2 separate regions of the Homo sapiens genome follow, and region 1 is linked to region 2. Evidence: chromatin loops called from intact Hi-C (ENCODE). Cell type or tissue: CD4-positive, alpha-beta T cell. All regions are shown on one strand. Each heading gives the region's core, and the rest is flanking DNA. Links, peaks and the distances in the headings are about the cores only. Region 1 overlaps TARS1-DT (TARS1 divergent transcript). Region 2 holds the start of AMACR (alpha-methylacyl-CoA racemase).

What was found. Hi-C counts contacts between places; a loop is a spot of excess contacts. Peaks named below come from ENCODE experiments on the same cell type or tissue, not always from the same donor. Only the 100,000 strongest peaks of a DNase experiment are listed, where the experiment ranks them.
Region 1: a loop joins it to region 2, with 15 times the contacts of the local background. A loop is called at or near these places in 21 of 110 quality-filtered maps.

Annotation. Positions count from the first base shown.
Region 1 is chr5:33,433,407-33,438,788 of GRCh38, reverse strand. The region is part of intron 1 of TARS1-DT (TARS1 divergent transcript); the gene reads left to right. Among named protein-coding and RNA genes, the nearest start is that of TARS1-DT, 4.5 kb to the left of the region's middle. RefSeq lists a silencer at 2,763-2,812. In CD4-positive, alpha-beta T cell, for the core only: CTCF peaks have their summits at 2,498 and 2,701 (motif pointing left); a DNase peak (open chromatin) is centred at 2,718.
Region 2 is chr5:34,004,862-34,010,243 of GRCh38, reverse strand. AMACR (alpha-methylacyl-CoA racemase) reads left to right here and starts at 2,194. Exons shown (of 5, transcript NM_014324.6): 1 at 2,194-2,471; 2 at 4,345-4,488. The coding sequence starts at 2,225. C1QTNF3-AMACR (C1QTNF3-AMACR readthrough (NMD candidate)) reads left to right here. Exons shown (of 9, transcript NR_037951.1): 7 at 4,345-4,488. RefSeq lists a silencer at 1,978-2,057. In CD4-positive, alpha-beta T cell, for the core only: no CTCF peak of the experiment used is centred there; DNase peaks (open chromatin) are centred at 2,113 and 2,463; H3K4me3 peaks cover 2,088 bases; H3K27ac peaks cover 2,321 bases.

The sequences.
Region 1 (5,382 bases), core at 138-5,137, 570 kb after region 2:
GCTATCCTTCTAGGTAAAGAATCTAGTCTAGCGAGGTCCTGACAAAGGCTAAGGGTAACTTGAAAAGGTGCTAGGAGAACAGAGTTATGCAATATTAGCTACCTAATTTGCAGATTACATATATATGTATACACATATACATATGTGTGTGTGTGTGTGTGTGTGTGTATATATATATAACTGCTCTTTAGCTGACACCTTGATTTTAATAATAGTCCTTTTCTTTTCTTTTTTCTTTGAGATGAGGTCTTGCTCCATTACCCAGGCTGGAGTGCAGTGGCACAATCATAGCTCACTACAGACTCAAACTGCTGTACTCAAGCAGTCCTTCTGCCTCAGCTTCCCAAGTAGGTAGGACTGCAGGCACACACCACCACACCCAGTTAATTTTTTCTTATTTTTTATTCTATCTATCTATCCATTTATTTATTTTTGAGACAGAGTCTTGCTCTGTTGCCCAGGCTGGAGTGCAGTGGTGTGATCACAGCTCACTGCAGCCTTGATCTCCCAGGCTCAATTGATCCCCTCGCCACAGTCTCCTGAACAGCTGGGACTACAGGTGCACACCACCACGCTCGGCTAATATATATATTTTTTAATTTTTAGTAGACATGAGGTCTCACTATGTTACCCAGACTTGTCTCAAACTCCTGAGCTTAAGCTCTTCTCCTACCTTGCAAGTTTATAGTTTTTTTAAAATATATTTTATCTCCTTGATTGAAAACTTCACGAAAGCACACTTTGTGTATTTTTGCCAGCATCTGGAAGATGTAAACCTATCGCACAGCAGATGTTCAATAAATGTTGAGTGTTGAGACAAAACTTGCTTAATTTTTCAAGCAAGGTTTGGAAAATTACCTCTTTATTTGTATTATAAAAGAAGTCAAAACCCCTTTACTAACTAGATCTAGAAGAAAGTTTATGATGAGAGTAGATTATTAGTAGTGCTTGATATTCCAGGAGTTATGTACAATTTTAATAGGCTTAAATAGACCAAACTAACTCCCCACATTTAAATTAGAATGAGAATCAATAGGATCTAATCTTACCTTTTAATGTAAAACAATTTAATTATGCTCATTAGACACATTTGCCTGAATTGTATCTTAATTTTAACTAAGTATAATGAAAACCAGAGAGATCAAGATTCCTGAATTTGCTGGATGCAGAAAATGATAGGCTAACAATTATATTTAACTGCTATATAACATTGTTTCTAGCAGCTTCTCTTAACTCTTTGTTCTCTTTCAACTTTAAAAACAGTCCTCATTTAAGTATGGCAAAAAGAAAAAGCAGAAGGCGTTTCTTTTTTTAAATATATTTTTATTATACTTTAAGTTCTAGGGTACATGTGCACAACGTGCAGGTTTGTTACATATGTATACATGTGCCATGTTGGTGTGCTGCACCCATTAACTCGTCATTTACATTAGTTATATCTCCTAATGCTATCCCTCCCCCGTCCCCCAACCCCACAACAGGCCCCGGTGTGTGATGTTCCCCTTCCAGTGTCCAGGTGTTCCCATTGTTCAATTCCCACCTATGAGTGAGGACATGCGGTGTTTGGTTTTTTGTCCTTATGATAGTTTGCTGAGAATGATGGTTTCCAGCTTCATCCATGTCCCTACAAAGGACATGAACTCATCATTTTTTATGGCTGCATAGTATTCCATGGTGTATATGTGCCATATTTTCTTAATCCAGTCTATCATTGTTGGACATTTGGGTTGGTTCCAAGTCTTTGCTATTGTGAATAGTGCTGCAATAAACATACGTGTGCATGTGTCTTTATAGCAGCATGATTTATAATCCTTTGAGTATATACCCAGTAATGGGATGGCTGGGTCAAATGGTATTTCTAGTTCTAGATCCCTGAGGAATCGCCACACTGTCTTCCACAATGGTTGAACTAGTTTACAGTCCCACCAGCAGTATAAAAGTGTTCCTGTTTCTCCACGTCCTCTCCAGCACCTGATCTTTGACAAACCTGACAAAAACAAGAAATGGGGAAAGGATTTCCTATTTAACAAATGGTGCTGGGAAAACTGGCTAGCCATATGTAGAAAGCTGAAACTGGATCCCTTCCTTACACCTTATACAACAATTAATTCAAGATGGATTAAAGACTTAAATATTAGACCTAAAACCATAAAAACCCTAGAAGAAAACCTAGGCAATACCATTTAGGACATAGGCATGGGCAAGGACTTCATGTCTAAAAACACCAAAAGCAATGGCAACAAAAGCCAAAATTGACAAATGGGATCTCATTAAACTAAAGAGCTTCTGCACAGCAAAAGAAACTACCATCAGAGTGAACAGGCAACCTACAGAATGGGAGAAAATTTTTGCAATCTACTCATCTGGCAAAGGGCTAATATCCAGAATCTACAAAGAACTCAAACAAATTTACAAGAAGAAAACAACCCCATCAACAAATGGGCGAAGGATATGAACAGACACTTCTTAAAAGAAGACATTTTTGCAGCCAACAGACACATGAAAAAATGCTCATCATCACTTGCCATCAGAGAAATGCAAATCGAAACCACAATGAGATACCATCTGACACCAGTTAGAATGGTGATCATTAAAAAGTCAGGAAACAACAGGTGCAGAAGGCATTTCTAACAGGTTGACTGTGGTGCAGGAACATAGGGGAAGAATGTAATGAGTTGCTAGTGTGGGAACCTCGCAGAGGTATCCCTGTGGCACAGTGCCCTCTGGTGTTAGGAAGGTGTTCTTTCACTATGTGTTTAGAGCTAAGCAAAGATCACGGGAGCGTCCAACACATCTCAGACCTAAAGCACAAAACACTGTTATACAACTTTTGTGTATTTGCCAACAAAAAAAAACTTCTGATTTACTCCCAGTGTTATAATTTATGCCCACTGTATTAACCCGTTCTCTGCTATGAAGAAATACCTGAGACTGGGTAATTTATAAAGGAAAGAAGTTGAATTGACTCACAGTTCTGCATGGCTGGGGAAGCATTAGGAAATTTCCAATCATGGCAGAAGGTACCTCTTCACAGAGCAGCAGGAGAGAAAATGAGTGCCAGCAGGGGAAATGTCAGACACTTATAAAACCATCCGATCTCATGAGACTCACTCGTTATCAGGAGAACAGCATGGGGGAAACTGCCCCGTGATGCAATTACCTACACCTGGTCCCACCCTTGACACATGGGGATTATGGTGATTACAATTCAAGATGAGATTTTGGGTGGGGACACAGCCAAACCATATCACCAACTACCCTACATGCTTTAAAAATTTTTTACATTATTTTATTTTTTTTATTTTATTTTATTTTTTAGAGACAAGGTCTTGCTTTGTTGCCCAGCTAGTCTCAAACTCCTGGCCTCAAATGATCCTCTCACCTTGGCCTCTCATGCTGGGATTATAGGTGTGAACCACCACACTGGCCTCCTACATACTTTTTAGGAAAGTGGCTGTCAATAGCTCTGCCTTGAGAAGTGAAGCAAAATTATGTGATATGCTACAAATAATGTTACAAATAATAGAAGTTTGTACATAACCATCTCTCTATGGGTTTGGGGCAAAAGAGTCTTCTTCATTATCAATCCTTAATTACTCATTTGAATAATTTTTGCTTCTGGTTCCTACAACCTTGGGCTGGATGATTTTGAAGAAACTAATCCCTGAGGGAAGAATGCTTCTATCAGGGGCATAGTCATGGTTCTGATCAACTGGCCTAAGAGTACACCCTATGTGGGGCTTCACGTACTGCTACACTCACAGGCAGAATTGGGATTGTTTTTCTGGCCAGAGTGATTGATCCTGATTACAAGAGGACAAATGGGTTTCTTCTACATAAAGGAGAGTTTTGTCAAGAACCCAGGAGATTCGTTGAGACATTTTTTAGTACTTCCTTGTCTAATATTCTGCTGTTGGAAAACTCTGGGAACCCAACAAAGACAAGGAAGGAAGGAAGGTTTGGGCTATCCTTCTAGGTAAAGAACCCAGTCTAGCGAGGTCCTGACAAAGGCTAAGGGTAACTTGAATAGGTGCTAGAAGAACAGAGTTATACAATATTAGCTACATAATTTGCAGAACCCAATGCAAAATAAAAATGTAGGGCTCCTTGTTAATTTCAATCTATTTAATAGGCACAGTGGAGCAGCAACTAAGTGTAGAGCGCGCTTCTAAGTATTGAGTCCTGTGTGACTCCCCAGGTTGTGCATCCATGGAGCTGGTGCTAGTGCTATGATTGCTAAATTAGCCCTCATGACCAGAAAGAAGTATGGCCTGTAGAAGTTATGTTTTTTGTTACTTTTTTTTCCACTCCCCCAACTTTTCCTTATATATGTATCATATATAAAGAATACTAGGAGTGGCTAACTTTTTACTTCTCGTGAGGGAATATGATTGAATCAAGATCACTCCATGATGATACACATTCTGAAGGGACTTCATGTGTCCCTTGTGTTGGAGGCACACACTTTTCATGTGGATGAAAAGCTATAGAGGATGTTGAAGGGGAAAAGGTGTGGCCTGTACCAATGGACTGCTGGGCCATTGGCCTCCAGTTGCTTCCAGCCAGTGAGACCCTCAGCAGGAGTTGGGAGGGAAGAAAACAAAATCAGGACATGTATACCCCTGGCTCTTCCCAGGAGGAGGTTGCCTTGTGCTGCTGATGTTTCACAACCAAAGGTCACTGCTGATCTCATAGCAATAACTACAGAACACTTCCCTTCTAGGTTCCAGCAAATGCTGGCTACCCTCACCCTGCCTGGCCTACATGTGGTTACAGATTTCCCACAATTACTATTTGTAGGATCCTGACTCCCTATACTTCTCATCTGTTTTAAATAAACCCTCTTTAAATTACTCTAACCCGAGTGTGCCCTCTGTTCTCTGTTGGAGCCCCGTGTGATATAATCATGTTCCTCAGCTATAAAATGGTGATAGAAGTAATAAACCTGATTCCAGAACTTGTTGGGAGGATAAAATGAAAGTACAAGTATACAAAGTACTTTGCAAATTCTAAAGGGCTATAAAAGTTAATTATGTTTGGGGAAATGAATGCTCTAGCCGGTTACCCTCTCTGGTTTACTCTAGATTTATTTGGAACCATTATGGATAATATTCCTCAATTTGTTTTCATTTTTGTCATATCTCTTCTTTGCTGAGAGCTTTTGCTATGATTTAACTGTGTCCCCTAAAGTTCATGTGTTGAAAACTGAATCCCCAATACAACTGTTGGGGTGTGGAGCCTAGTAAGAGGTGATTATGTCGTGACAGCTCTGCCATCATGATTGGAGTGATGTCATTATCTTGGGAGTGGGTTAGTTATTGTGAGAGTGGGCATGCTATAAAAGTGAGTTTGGCCCCCTCTTGCTCTTTTGCTCTCTTGAGC
Region 2 (5,382 bases), core at 152-5,151:
ACTTGCTGGTTTTGCGGCTCAGGTGGGCATCACGGACCTACCAATATGTGATGTCACCCCTGGTGGCCCAGCTGTAAAATTCTTCTCTTTGTACTCTTTCCCTTTATTTCTCAGACTGGCCGACACTTAGGGAAAATAGAAAGAACCTATGTTGAAATATTGGGGGCGGGTTCCCCCGATACTTTTGGACATATATCCAGTAGTGGGACTGCTGGATCATATAGAAGTTCTATTTTTAGTTTTCTCACAAACCTCCATACTGTTTTCCATAATGGCTAAACTAATTTACATTCCTACCAACAGTATATATAAGTTCCTCTTCTCTGCGTCTTTGCCAGCATTTGTTATTTTTTGTCTTTTTGATAATAGCCAGTCTAACTGAAGTAAGATGATATCTCATTGTGGTTTTGATTTGCATTTCCCTGATGATTAGTGATGTTGAGCATTTTTTCATATACCTGTTGGCCATTTGTATGCCTTTTGAGAAATGTCTGTTCAGATCCTGTGCCCACTTTTTAATGAGATTATTTCATTTTTTGCTGTTGAGTTGTTTGAGTTTCTTGTATAGTCTGCATATTAGTCACTTGTTGGATGAATAATTTGCAAAATATTTTCTTCTATTCAATAAGTTGTTTATTCTGTTGTTTCTTCTGTTGTGCAGAAGATTTTTAGTTTAATATAGTCCCATTTGCCTATTTTTTGTTTTTGTTGCCTATGCTTTTGAAGTCTTAGTCATAAAATCTGTGCCTAGGTCAATGTCCTGAAGTGTTTTATCTGTTTTCTTATAGTAGTTTTATAGTTTTGGGTTGTATGTCTTAAGTTTTTTAATCCATTCTGAGTTGATTTTTGTGTATGGTGAGGGATAGGGGTCTAGTTTCATTCTTCTGCATATGGATTTCCAGTTTTTCCAGCACTACTTATTGAATAGAATGTCCTTAATATATGTTCTTGGTGTTTTTATTGATAATCAGCTGGCTGTAAATATATGGATTTATTTTGGGGTTCTTTATTCTGTTCCATTGGTCTTTGTGTCTATTTTATGCCAATAGAATGCTGTTTTGGTTACTACACCTTGGTAGTATAATTTGAATTCTGGTAGTGTGTTGCTTCCTGCTTTGTTCTTTTTGTTCAGTGTTGCTTTGGCTATTCAGGACCTTTTGTGGTTTTATACAATTTTTTTTTCTATTTCTATGAAGAGAAAGCCACAGAGTCCTAAAATAATTCTAAAACTCATCATGACTTTCTTGCCTAAAAGATCTTGATTTCAATCGTGCCTAGTTTTGCTTTAATCACTTGCTTGAGAAATACATAAATCCCCACTTAAGATTAGTGCAGGCATATCTCTGGCACCCATTTCTGGTTCTATTAAAATTCCTAGAGATGTCAAAAATTACATTAGGCCACCTGACAGGCTATACCTAGAAGAGAAAAAATGATTTGTAAAAGCAGTGGGGCTATTTGCGATTGCTTTTTTTTTTTCTTAAATATCACCTATTAGGTTGAAAACCTGAAATTGCAGCTTTCTGTAGAAATGGCGGAAGACAAACTAACATTTTTAAAGCGCTCTCATTTAGCTCTGATGAGTACTACACCCCTGATATTCTTCTGATACTAAAATAATTTTCCTAGTGTAGTCTAAACTTTTTTAAAAAGACATGTAATCCGCGGAGTTTGTAACTCAAAACGAGTGCATCTAGGAGGTATCGCAAGCCGTTTCTGGATTAAATTCCCAGCTAGCTAGCTAGCTAAGCAGGGGCGGTGAAGAAGACAATCTGCAGCCTAGGGAAGAAAACGCTTTCGCATTGTTCTTACGTGTTTACGTTATTTTATTTCCCTAGAGCAAGGCAGGAGTAGGGACTCGAATGGTACAGTTGGGCTGGGGATCGCCCTGGTACAATAAAAGCGTCCAGAGAGGACGGTAACAGGCAGGAGCTCCAAAGGTCAGTCCCTGCAATTTAAGACTCAGGAATTTAGGTTGCACAAAAAGGAAAGCAACCTACTGCATTTGGCACTGGCGGTCCCGGGAGGCCGGGGGTGGGGAAGCGCCCAGTGCGCAGACTCCGCGGGCTTGCGCAGGCCCGCAAAAGAGGGACGGGGGTGGTGCCTTTGGGGCGCGGCGCCGCGGCTGGGGGCGTGGCGCCGGGGATTGGGAGGGCTTCTTGCAGGCTGCTGGGCTGGGGCTAAGGGCTGCTCAGTTTCCTTCAGCGGGGCACTGGGAAGCGCCATGGCACTGCAGGGCATCTCGGTCGTGGAGCTGTCCGGCCTGGCCCCGGGCCCGTTCTGTGCTATGGTCCTGGCTGACTTCGGGGCGCGTGTGGTACGCGTGGACCGGCCCGGCTCCCGCTACGACGTGAGCCGCTTGGGCCGGGGCAAGCGCTCGCTAGTGCTGGACCTGAAGCAGCCGCGGGGAGCCGCCGTGCTGCGGCGTCTGTGCAAGCGGTCGGATGTGCTGCTGGAGCCCTTCCGCCGCGGTGAGCCCGGGCCCCGCGGGCTGCTCTCGGGAAGTTCCCGCGGAGGGGAGGGGCCTGGCCGTTCGATCGAGGCTGCACCCGCCACACCTTTGCCCTGTTGCCGCAAGAACCCTTGTCGGCCCCAGCCTTCCAGATTTTTGCCTCCTAGGGTATTGTTAGTGATCATTCTTCCCAAACTGGATTGTCCAAAACTTGGGTTCTGAGATACTGCTGTTGCCCGGTTTCTCCTTTTGCCTCTCTGACTCCTTCCCAAATTCCTCCTTTTTTTTCTAAGAAACGTTCCGTATTTGCCTTTCTTAATTAATTGAGGGTCTTGAACCCTGTGAGAATCTAATGAAAGCCATAGGATTCCCTTCCTGGAAAACTGCATATAGGCGGTCATTCGGCTACCGTTTTGGAGTGCTGTACCCTCAAGCCATCCACGGGCCCAGGCTAACGCTCCTCCCTGCCTGAAATGCTGGCGTTCTAAGTCTCAGCATCTGCTCCCTGAAGCCCAGTTACCCATTCCCATCATTTTCACCTTTTTGTAGACTTCCCCCTTTCAGAGCGGCAGACGCTGGCATACACAGGTCCTGGGCATCGCCGTCAAGGCTGCCCGCCAGGCAGCTTCCACAAATCCCAAAATGAGCCTTTCCTTCTTCCTTCTAAAACAGCATCTCCACCTTCTGTATTATTTATTTCAGTGAATGCCTGAATCTCAAACTTGTACTTCATCATGGACTCCAGTCTTCCTTTCACATCCAATTTCAATGATCATCAATACAGTCATTTTGCTCCTTAGCCCACTCGGACTATTTCTCTCCATACCTGCTGCAACTGCCTTGACACTGGTGTGACAGCCTTTTAAAAACTGGTGTTTGGGGCTGGTATCACTCCAGTGGATTCTCAGACAGCTGCCAGAATAACTTTGTTCAAGTAGAAATCCAAAGCATTGCCTGGTCTATAGTGGGAAATCGGTAAATGGTGAATGAATGAATGCCTACGGCACAGCCGGCTTATTTAAATGCGTTAACTCATTTAACCCTCACAGCTGTATTTGAGGCTTGTAACAATAATGATTTAATAATTAAGATTATGTAATAATTTAAGAATGCTCCATTTAAGATGAGGGAGGCTTGTCCAAGGTCTTGTAATTAGGAGGAAGGTCGGCTGGGAATACGGATATAGCCTCCGGGTGAGGAGTTGTGACTGGTGTTTAGGTAGATGACTAGAGGTTTTCTGTGATTTATTTTAGCCTTAGGAAGGTAAAGATAGTGAGTTTATTATGTAATTTTGATTACTTTTAATCCCAGGAAATTTCAGGTGCTGGTTACCTGGGGTTTGTGCTATAAATACTATACTTGTTGATAGCTTAAAAACTCTCAGGTGCTATTGTCACTAACCACTCTTTCTACAGATGGGTGCTAAACTTTTTCGTGAAGGTACTGATGCTAGGCACTTTAGCGCCTGTGGAAACATCAGGTGTAAATTCTGCAGGAGGAGCTCATGAGCTGATAGGGAAGATAAGTGTATGCATGTACAAGCAAGTGCAGCTAAGGTGGGATGTGGTAAACACTGATGCGGTATAGAAAAAGAGAAAAGGGATTTACTAAAGGGATGAGACCCTGCTCTGGGGATTGAATAAATAGGCTTGGATAAACCTAGAGGGAAACAGAGATGTACTGGGAGAAATTACATCCTGGGAAGAAGCCACACATTCCAGAAATGGTGGCTTCACTCTTTGAGTCCTTAACTGCTGTAAACATGCCATTAGCCTACAGCAAATGTTATTAATATTACTTGCAATGGTGCTATTTTATGTTTGTCTCAGAGAAGGGATTATCTCCATCCTCAATTCATACTCTCTTAAGAAGATCGTTACTTTTCTCTTAAGGTGTCATGGAGAAACTCCAGCTGGGCCCAGAGATTCTGCAGCGGGAAAATCCAAGGCTTATTTATGCCAGGCTGAGTGGATTTGGCCAGTCAGGAAGCTTCTGCCGGTTAGCTGGCCACGATATCAACTATTTGGCTTTGTCAGGTATGTTGAAAAAAAATTTAGTCTACACTTTTAATTTATTCCATCAAGATCTACAGGTATGTTGATTAACAATAATTTGTAAAGGTAAAAATTTAAACATTTATCAGAATCAATCAAGAGAGCATGGGTGTTCAAAATGGATCGGTTTGAGTCTTGAAACAATCATTCTCAACCTTCCCTCACCCCATCCCTTAACAGGTTGGAAGGTTAATACATGCCCACTACTATCATTTATTTACTACATTTGTTGAGTCAATTCTCAGACAAACCCCTGCTAGGAATTAAGAGGCTTACTGGGTACTACGGATGGTTGCTCTGTGGTTTGAAAATGTTGACATAGTTAGATTCTGACAGCTACTTCTCCCCCGGACCCCGAAATCTCCACCCACCATATTGAGAATCATTGCCTGAGTCATTGTTTCAGACTTCTATGAGCACTAAAAAAAGCCCATGGTTTTCAGGTCCTAATATCACTTTATTAGAGTTTTTGCCTGTGACGACATGTGAGATAGGCCTGATTCCAGAATTCTAAGAACCATGTGTTGTTGACTATAGGACATTTCAGATTTTCTGTGAGTACACATTTAAAAGTTGAGGAAAGAAGTGGGTATAGAATTGTCTCTTCACATCTACTTAAAAATTAAATTCCTTTTTTTTCTTGTCTGCAAGTATTTTCTTACATTTCTTTATGCTAAGAATGAAAGTGCATTTACTGTTTTAAAACCACAAAATAAATAATCATTTTCTTTTCCAAAAGTAAGTGAGTAAAAACTTAGCAATATTTGAAAATGTTGGTTGGAATAGGTTTTAGAGAGGAAAACAACAAAACAAGGATCCTGTCTTGAGGGAAAGCCTGTTTATGAGTTTACTGACTAAGCTCAGATTTGGAAAAGT